Linked DNA regions of Homo sapiens: region 2 is linked to region 1. Evidence: chromatin loops called from intact Hi-C (ENCODE). Cell type or tissue: GM12878. All regions are shown on one strand.

Region 1 (5,000 bases):
AGAGGGCTTGCACCTGTGTCAGGTGGCTTGAGGGCGTGTTTAAGGAAGCTGGGCATTACTTTGGATTGGATGCTACCAGGGGGAATTTGTGATTGGGTATTTTAACAAATGTTCTCTAGGAGCAGGGAACATTGGAGGCAGGCCACAGCTATGGTTGGTAAAGCAGCAGCAGTCATTTGCATTATCCAGGATTGGGGGATATTTGGTCATGTGTGTGGTTTGGACAAGGTGCATGTTTTGTCCGTGTTCAGACATGATTAATGTGTGGTCTTGTTTTCATCTTATTCCATCCTGGTCGCAGAGTGGCCTTGTCTGATGTTGGTTTTCTAGGGAATTGTTTCTGTTCAACAGGACACCCTGGCCCAGCTGTGGGTGCCTGGCCAGCTCCCAGCCAGAAGAACTGCTCTTTCTCCGAGTTAACTATGTGACAGGCAGGGGCAGGGAATCGGAGGCAGTGGGGGAGGAAAATGGCTTTCTAGGTATATCTGTGGCTACTTCATATCAACCAGGTATAGCCTGGACTGTTGTTCAATGCTAAGCACGATGGACATCTGAAATGCTATACTAAGGGAAGAGAGAGTGACAGAGAAAGAGCAAGCTGCTGAGAACCATGAAGTCAGTGCTAATGGGAAAGACGCAGAACAGGAAAATAGCCCAAATACTTAGTGTTAGAGAAGGAGAGCCTCTAATGCAGCGCTTCTCAGAGGGTGGCCCCAGGCCAGTAGCACAGCCTCCCCTGCAACCCGTTAGAGATACAGATTCTCTGGCTTCATTCCAGCAGACCTCCTGAATCAGGAATGCTGGGGATGGGGCCCAGCAATCTGCATTTTCATGAGTCCTCCAGGTGGTTCTGATCATAGTCCAGTGTAGAACCCCTCCTTGCCTTACAGTTGAGAAAGCTGACATCCGGAGCTCGTGGTTCACTGGGGTACACAAGGCACTCTGTTCATAAGACTATTATAAGTCTTATGTTATAAGTACTGTTATAAGTGACTCATTACCTTAGAGGAGAAAGACATACTCCTACTTCAAAACACACTTCTTGTGTTAAGACAGTACAGTGTGGATTCTTCCACGAATCCAGTCCAACCCAGACCTCCAACACCTAGGCATTAGTGACACTAGGCAGCCGATCTCAGTGTTAGTCTCTGAGACTTTTACCAGAGTATCACACAGGCACTTCCCAGCATCCTTTACCCTCCATCCTCTTTAAAGGGGACTTTAAGTTACACTGTTTGCATTATTCCAGGGTGTAATATTTGTTCATGATTTTCTATACCTGGTACCTGTATTCGTTTCTGATTGCTGCTGTACCTACCACAGACTTAGTGCCTGGAGACATCACATGTTTATCATCCGTCACTGGGCGACAATCACGAAGTCAGCAGAGCTGCATTCCTTCTGGAGGCTGTAGGAGGGAATCCCTTTCCTTGCCTTTTCCAGCTTCCAGAATTGGCATTCCTTTGCTTGTGGCCTCTTCCTCTCTCCAAAGCCAGCAACGGCTGGGCAGCTCTCTCTCCCATCACATCATTGTTACTGACTCTTCTGCCCCTCTTTTCCATGTGTATGGACTCCTGTGATGACATTGGGTCCACCTGGATATTCCAGGCTCATCTCCTCATCTCCAGGTCAGCTGATCAGTAAGTTTAACTCCCCTTTGCCTTGTAACCTAATATTCACACATCCTGGGCTTTAGGATGTGGGCATCTGGGGGCGGGGAGGGAATGTTATTCTGACCACTACACTGCCCTGTGGTGGACCTGACGTTTCCTGGTTTCTCTTGGATAACTGTGTGTTCATAGTCAACTGCCCTGTCCCTCCTTGGGAAGATTCCATCTTTGGTTCTATTTAGATTTTTACAGTTTATTAATAAAGCCGCCTTAAAGTTACATCTTGCATTCACCTTTCCTCTTCACTGCTGTTTTTTTGAGACAGCTTGTCCCACTCTTCCCCTTTCCTCACATAGCCTGCCCTACACCTACCAGGACTCTGGCACTGCCTTGATTGTGTTCTAGAAACTGATCATGCTGAGGTTATCCTGAATGATCCTTCTCCAATCACGAAGTACATGGTCTCAGGCCTCACCATGTTTGACTTCACTGAAGCTTGAGATTGAAGACTGGAAGTCTTTGTCTTCTAGAACACCCTATTTTTTCCTGATTTCTCCTACAGTCCTCCCTTCTTTTCTTCCACCCCTGTCCACCTGTGGAATGCTGTCATCTCTGGTCCCCTTATGTTTAGTGTGTCCTTGAGTGATTGCAGCCACTTTGCCAATTCAGGTGTCGCCTATTGACGATGCCCACATCTGTCCCCAGTCTTGGTCTCTGTTCTGAGCTCAGGACCCACCCACTATAAGCACCACAAGGGCAGGAACCTCGTCAGTTTGGTCATTGTGTTCCTGTGCCTGGTACACTGTAAGCCTAAGATTAACATTGGTTGAGCTGATTATCATTGGTATCCTCTCCTAGCTAACTTCACCCAGGTGTGTCTTAGACGCCTCAGACTGAGCATGTTGCAAACTAAGCACAGCATTTCTCCTCTGTAATGCCTGCCCTGCCTCTTTTTACTTCCCATTTCATTGAGGGTATCACCATCTTTCCTGTCACTTCCACAGGGACGCTGCTATTGTTCCTTGCCTCTTGTTCCTTCCCCTTTCCCTGCCCCTTCTGATGTACAGTCAAGCCCTAAGTGGCTCTGGAATTGACCCTATGTGTCTACCCTTCTGCAAATGCTTTAGATCCTGAATGCCTTAGTGAAGCCTTCGTGAAGCTCGGCAGCCACCAATGCTTTCGCTTATTCTAAGCTCATTCAGGTCTCTGAGACTTTGCCCACGTATTTCCCTTCATGGGGAACAGATGTCACTCTCTCCTCTGCCTTGTAGACTCCCTGTATCAGTTTCCTATTGCTGCAGTAACAAATCACTGTGAACCTAGTGGCTTGAAACAGCACAAATGTGTAATCTTATAGTTCTAGAGGTCGGAAGTTCAAAATGGATCTTACCGGGTCGATATCAAGGTGTCAGCAGGGTTGCGTTCTTTCTGGAGGAATTCATTTCCCTGCCTTGCCCGGCTTCTAGAGGCTGCCTGCAGTGCCTTTACCTCCTTCACTCGTACCCCAGCCCTCCAACCTCTGCTTCAGTCCTGGCATCTCCTATCTTTCACCGAGCCACCTGCCTGCCTTTTATGAGGACCATTGTTTGACACTGGGCCCACCTGGATAATCCAGGATCCCCTCCCCTTCTCAGGATGCCTGGTGAATCACACCTGCAAAGTTCCTGTTGCCATGGAAGGGAACATAGTCACAGGTTCTGGGGATTAGGATATGGCCATCTTTGGGAAGTCATTGTTCAGCCTCCCACACCGCTTGTGCATCTGTGGGAGCCTGCTCCAAAGGTGTGCTGTACCATACTTTGTTTAAAACATTTTTTATTTTTAATTTTTGTGGGTCCATAGCAGGTGTATAAAGTTGTGGGGTACATGAGATGTTTTGATACAGGCATGCAATGTAAAGTGATACAACATTTCCTCTTGTATTAAGTCTCCATCTCCAACTGGATCTGCTCAGCTCCATTGCCCTGGCACATTGCCTGGCATACAGTAAGTGCCATATGTTAATGAATGAACATGTAACCCTTTCACCCAAATACGGTTACAACTTGCAATTCTCCACGACTATGGACCACCAGGAGTGAGTGTGCAATTCTGTAAAGTCCCCTGGGCAGAGCATGTTGACAAGGTCTGTTTGCTGACAGTTCCTGGTGGCCCACACTGTAGTGGGTGAGAAGGGTGATGCCACATGTATTACATGGCTTTAACAAAGAACTGCACATTTTAAGATAGAAAATTCTCTCTGGCAGTGGTTCTGAACTGGGGGCAATTCTCCCCACCAGGGGGACACAGCACTATCTGGAGACACTTTTGGTTGTCACAGCTGGTGGCGGGGGTCAGGGGAGTGGAGAGTCATTCTACTGGCATCTACTAGGTGGAGGTCAGGGGTGCTGCTAAACATCCTACGATGCACAGGCCAGCCGCCCCCCGCACCACCACAACAAAGAGTTATCTGACCCCAAATGTCAGTCATGCTGAGGTTAAGGAAGCCTGCTCTGGGGGAACCCCGGGGGCTTATTAACACAGATGGCTGGAGCACCATTTCCTTACTTCATTATCAGTCCTTCTGGAACATAAGGCTTTGTATGTAACCACAGTCTTCGTTTTATGCACGAACCTACAAGTCACTAGAGAACAGGACTCTTTGGGACTTTCACCATTTTGTTCTTTGAATGGAGAGTGTCTTAACACAACTCTTGCCTCTCTTCCGTTGATACCTAGGTAGTTAAGCTGGGGAGAGGCAAGGGCTTTGGGGCACGAAGTTGTTAAACTTGCTTCTGGTAGTGTTTGGCCCCTGTAATGTTTTGTCTTTCTATTGGGATGTGCTTTTATGTGGGGGGACAGGCGATGGGTCCTCTGCTACTCACATATTGGTCCCTGGCATTGAAGTGCTGGAAGGAGCCTTGGCAGTCATGGCCCATGACATCAGATGATGAGACTGAGCCTCAGAGAGGCAGAGTGACAATGGTCCCCTAGTGGTAGAACCCAACTGCCTTCCAGTATGGAAGAACCAGCCCCGCCCAATTTCTGTAGGTGCTCAGAAAATGTCAGGCTCCTGCTTCCCCTCGTGAGGCTCTTGCTACAGTCTCTTTCCGTAGTAAGTTTTTTATTTTTTATTTTTTGAGACAGGGTCTCACTCTGTTGCTCAGGCTGGAGTGCAGTGGCGCAATCAAGGCTCACTGCAGCCTCGACCTCCCAGGCTCAAGCGATCCTCCCACCTCAGCCACCCAAGTAGGTGGGACTACATGTGCGTGCCACCACGCCCAGCTAATTTTTGTATTTTTTTGTAGAGATGGGGCTTCGCCATGTTGCCCAGGCTGGTCTCGAACTCCTGGGCTCAAGTGATCCACCTGCCTTGGCTTCCCAAAGCATTGGGATTAGGCATGAGCCATC
Region 2 (5,000 bases), 67 kb after region 1:
ATCAAAATTCCAGCAAGATTTTTTTTTGTAGCTATAGACTAGTTTATTTTAAGATTTATAAAAGAAATCAGGAGAACTACAATAGTCAAAACATTTTGAAAACAATTTTGAAAAAGAAGAGCAAAATAGGAATCTACCCAATTTTATGAGTTAACTTTAATAGTTATAGTAATCAAGACAGTCTAGTATTGACACAGGAATACACATATAGATAAAGGAACGGACTAGAGAACCCAGAAATAAACCTACACAAATATGCCCAAGTGACTTTTTGACAAAAGGGCAAAAGCAATTCAATGGAGGAAGGATAGCCTTTTCAACAAATGATACTGGAGTATTTGGACATCCATAGACAAAAAAAGTGAAACTCGGCCTAAATCTAACATCTTATTAAAAAATTAACTCAAAACGGATCATGGATTTAAATGTAAAACATAAAACTATAAAAGTGTTAGAATTAAACATAGGCAAACATTTTGGGGACCTAGGCCTAGGTGAAGAGTTCTTAGATATCATACCAAAAACAAAATCTTTTTTGTTTTTGCTCCGTTGCCCAGGCTAGAGTGCAGTGGCACAGTCTCAGCTCACTGCAGCCTCGACCTCCCAGGCTCAAGTGCTCCTTGTGCCTCAGCCTCCCAAGTAGCTGGAACTACAGGTGTGAGCCACCACGCCTGGCTAATTTTTTGTATTTTTTGTAGAGATGGAGTCTCCCTATGTTGCCCAGGCTGGTCTCAAACTCCTAGACTCAAGTAATCCACTGCCTTGGCCTCCCAAAGTACTGGGATTACAAGTGTGAGCCACCACACCTGGCCAACACAATCTATTAAATAAAAAAAGATCAATTAGACTTCATCAAAATGTGAAGAGGATGAAAAGATAGGTTACAGACTGGGAGGAAATATTTGCAAACCACATGTCTGACAAAGGACTTGTATCTAGAATGTGTAGAGCTCTCAAAATGCAACAGTAAGAAACCAAAACAATCTAATGAAAATGGGTGAAATACACGAACAGACATTCACTGAAGAGAGTATGCAGATGTAAAATAAGCACATGAAAAGATGTCCAACATCATTAGTCATTAGAGGAATGCAAATTAAAACCACAACAAGAAATTACTATGTATCTATTAGAATGGCCATTAGGATGGCTAAATTAAAAATGGTGATAACACCAAATGCTGGCAAGGTTGCAGAGAAACTGGTTCTCTCATATATTGATGGTGGGAATGAAAAGTGGTTCAGTCAGTTTGGAAAATAGTTTGGCAGTTTGTTATAGAACTATGTGCTTCCCATAGGATGCAGCAGTTATACTTTTGGACACTCATCCCAGAGAAATAAAAACTTAAGTTCACAGAAAAACCTGTACACAGATGTTCATAGCAGCTTTATTTGTAATAATTGCAAATTGGAAATATCTTGAATTGTCTTTGAGTGGATGAATGGTTAAACAAGTTCCGGTCCAACCATACCATGGAATACTACTCAGCAATAAAACAGAATGAACTCGGATACACACAACAACTTAGATAGATCTCAGGGGCATCGTGCTGTGTGAACAAAGCCAACCTAAGATGTTACACACTGTATGATTTCATTTATATTACATTCTCAAAATGACAAAGCTATAGACTTGGAGAGCAGATTACTGGATGCCAAGGGACAATGACAGGGTGTGGGGAAGACTGGTACCACAATAAAGGGGTAGCATGAGGGAGTTCCTTTTGAAGATGGAATAGTTCTGTATCTTGACTGTATATTGATTGTGATCCAGTGTGTAGATTTGTGCAAATCTACACATTGGATCAAGTTGCAAAGAGTTACACACAAATCAGTGTATGGAATGACTGATGAAAACGGAATAAGGTCTGTAGTGAACAGTATTGTACCAATGTCAATTTTTTTGTTTTGATATTGTACTATAGTCATATATCATCACTGAGGGAAGCTAAGTGAAGGGTTTATGGGACTCCATGCACCGTTTTTGTAAGTTCTTGTGAGTAGATAATTACTTCAAAATAAAAATTAAAAAAAATCTCCAATGGGTCTCAACCTTGGCAGCACACAAGTATCGCCCAAGGAGCTTTAAAAATCCCGATGCCCAGGCTGCATCTTAGTCTCATCTTTATCTCTGATTGTGAGTCTCAGCATTAGTATTTTTTAGGATTTCTAACTCTTGTCCTTGTTGTTTTCCATTAAATTAAAAAAATAATAACCACCACCAGGACCATACCACTTTCCCATACACTGCAGTTCTCCAGCTCTTTGTGGGTGATGGGTGATGGGTGACAGATTACAGGTGTTTCAGTTCTTTCTCAGGAGGTCAGACTCTGTCATCCTGTTGTCATGTCTGAGGCTGGGATTTGGGGAAGCCCCACCCCCAGCTTTGAGCAGGTCCAAGGAGGCATTATCACTTGGCCTGTCTGTGGTTGGCCTGGAGACTGGAGGGCCAATGACAGAAGTAGAGTTGGGAGGAGAAAAGAAGGATGGAGGAAGAGAGAAGTGGGGGTGGAGTGTGAGAGGATGTGGGCCTCAGAGACCCTGTTGAGCCTCACCCTGGGCCTAGTCTCTTGGAGCAAGCATGTTTGAGGAGGAGAAAGAAGGGGAGGGGAAGATGAATGTTGGGGATGGGATTGCAATTTATGATAGGGAGGCCAGGAAAGGCCTCATGAAAAAGGTGATTTAAGTCAAGACTTGAGGATGTGAGGAAGAACTTTGTGGGGATCTGGGGGAAAGAGCCCTTCGGGCAGTGGGAACGGCACGTGCAAAGGCCCTATGGAGGAGGGTGTCCCTGGCTTGTTGGAGGAACAACAGAGAGACCAGTGCACCACCACTGCCGGAGGGAAGAGGGCAGGGGAGAGCAATAGGAGAAGGGGTTAGAGGACATAGGTTACAGGGCTCCAGATCAGGGAGGGCCTTGTGACTTGTGACTCTGAGTGAGATGGGAAGTAACTGGGGAGGCTGATGCGACCAGAGATGTTTTAACAGGTTCCCTCTGGCTGCCGTGTTGAGAAAAGACTGCAAGGGGGAAGGGTGGAAGCGAGGAGAGCAGTTTGGAGGCCCTTTGCAGGAATACAGGGGAGACCAGGGGGTGGCAGTGGGAGGGTGAGAAGTGGTCAGATTCTGGATATTTCTGTAAGTACAGCCAACGGGATTTGCTGGTAAGACTGGGGGTGTGGCAGGAGAGGAAGGAGGGAGAGATGACTCTAAGGTTTTTGTCCTGTGCATTGGGAAGCATGGTAGGGATGTGGGTCTGGAGTGTGGGGGCCAGGTCCAGGCTAGAGATAGGAATTTGCACAGCTGCCCGGCTGTCAGCCCAGGCCCACCACAGAACCACCTCTGGCACTACAATTCCTGTTTGATGCAAGGATGGCTGCTTTTCTTACCTGTCACCCTGTGATGTGAAATCATGCATTTAGAGCAACTTGGTAAATATTAATTTGTCAACAAATATTAGCTATTAATATCAGTATTAAGCCACTCCAAGACACTGGAGAAATACTTAGATGGTGTTTAGCAGTTTGGTACTGTAGGATTCGGATGCTGAGATGGAGTTAGGAGTAGAGGAGGTTTGTTTGGGGGCTGGGGGGATAACACCCTTGAAGGATGAGAGAGCAGAGGAGCAGGGCAGGGAGAGCCTCAGGTGGTGATGCCAGTCTGTCCTGGCCAGCCTAACAGGGGGCTTCTGGACAAAAATTGCTCCATGAAAGCAAAGGGGAGATGCTAGCCAAAGGGCACAAACTTGCAATTACAAGACGAGTTCTGGAGACCTGCTGTGCAGCACGGTAACTAGAGTTAATAATCATGCATTACATACTTAAAATTTGAGAGTAACTCTTGCGTGTTCTTATTACAAAAAGGGAACTCTGTGAGGTGATGAGTCTCTTAATTAGCTTGATTGTGATCGTCATTTCACGGTGTATATATATGTCAGATCATCATGTTGTACACCTTATATTAATACAATTTTTCTTTGTCAATCATACCTCAGTAAGGCTGGAAAAAAAAAAAAAGAAATGGGCAGAAATGGCCAGGCTCTAGGACTGCACTCCCCAGATTAGTGACCAGCTGTTGGCTCCTCAGCGAGAGCATGGCCTCTGCTAGAAAGAAAGCTGAGGCAGATTCCAAAGGTGCAAGTTAGTTCTTTCCTTCTTCTTCTTCTTCTTCTTCTTCTTCTTTTTTTTTGTTTGTTTTTGGAGACAGGGTCTCACTCTGTTGCCCAGGCTGGAGTGCAGTGGCGCGATCATGGCTCACTGCAGCCTCGACCTCCAAGGCTCAAGTGATCCTCCCACCTCAGCCTCCTGAGTAGTTGGGACTACAGGCGCGTACCACCACATCTAGCTAATTTTTTGTTGTTGTCTTTTGAGACAGAGTCTCTCTCTTTCACCCAGGCTGGAGTGCAGTGGTGCGATTTTGGCTCACAGCAACCTCCGCCTCCCGGGCTCAAGCGATTCTCCTTCCTCAGCCTCCTGAGTATCTGGGACTACAGGCGTGCACTAACACACCTGGCTAATTTTTGTATTGTTTGTAGAGACAAGGTTTCACCATGTTGCCCAAGCTGGTCTTGAATTCCTGAGCTCAGGTGATCCGCCCACCTTGTCTTCCCAATGTGCTGGGATTACAGGTATGAGCCACCATGCCCAGCCCCAGCTATTTTTTTTTTTTTTTTTTTTGTAGAGACGGGGTCTCACTATGTTGCCCAGGCTGGTCTCAAACTCCTGGGCTCAAGCAATCCTCCTGCCTCAGCCTCCCAATGTGCTGGGATTACAGGTGTGAGCCACTATGCTGGCCAAGTTCTTTCTTGAAGGAACATATGGGCAGTACATCTTTAGGGCTACCCAGAAGACATTTTGTTTCACTTTAGCTTCTTAACTCACAAAGGGATATGAAATAGTATATTGCCCCACTCGCAGGCTAAGGGGTAAATTTCATCATCTTTATGCCACTGAGGGAGATGAGATAAATTCTTGAGGAGAGTTCAGGGAGAGTGAAGGTGAAGAT

Evidence for each region. Hi-C counts contacts between places; a loop is a spot of excess contacts. Peaks named below come from ENCODE experiments on the same cell type or tissue, not always from the same donor. Only the 100,000 strongest peaks of a DNase experiment are listed, where the experiment ranks them.
Region 2: a loop joins it to region 1, with 2.6 times the contacts of the local background. A loop is called at or near these places in 8 of 110 quality-filtered maps.

Annotation. Positions count from the first base shown.
Region 1 is chrX:19,878,974-19,883,973 of GRCh38, reverse strand. All of the region lies in intron 1 of SH3KBP1 (SH3 domain containing kinase binding protein 1), which reads left to right. Among named protein-coding and RNA genes, the nearest start is that of SH3KBP1, 6.1 kb to the left of the region's middle. RefSeq lists enhancers at 3,944-4,003, 4,174-4,223. In GM12878, a CTCF peak has its summit at 2,861; no DNase peak of the experiment used is centred here; H3K4me3 peaks cover 2,061 bases; H3K27ac peaks cover 3,198 bases.
Region 2 is chrX:19,812,338-19,817,337 of GRCh38, reverse strand. The region is part of intron 2 of SH3KBP1 (SH3 domain containing kinase binding protein 1); the gene reads left to right. Among named protein-coding and RNA genes, the nearest start is that of SH3KBP1, 73 kb to the left of the region's middle. In GM12878, a CTCF peak has its summit at 2,860; no DNase peak of the experiment used is centred here; H3K27ac peaks cover 1,304 bases.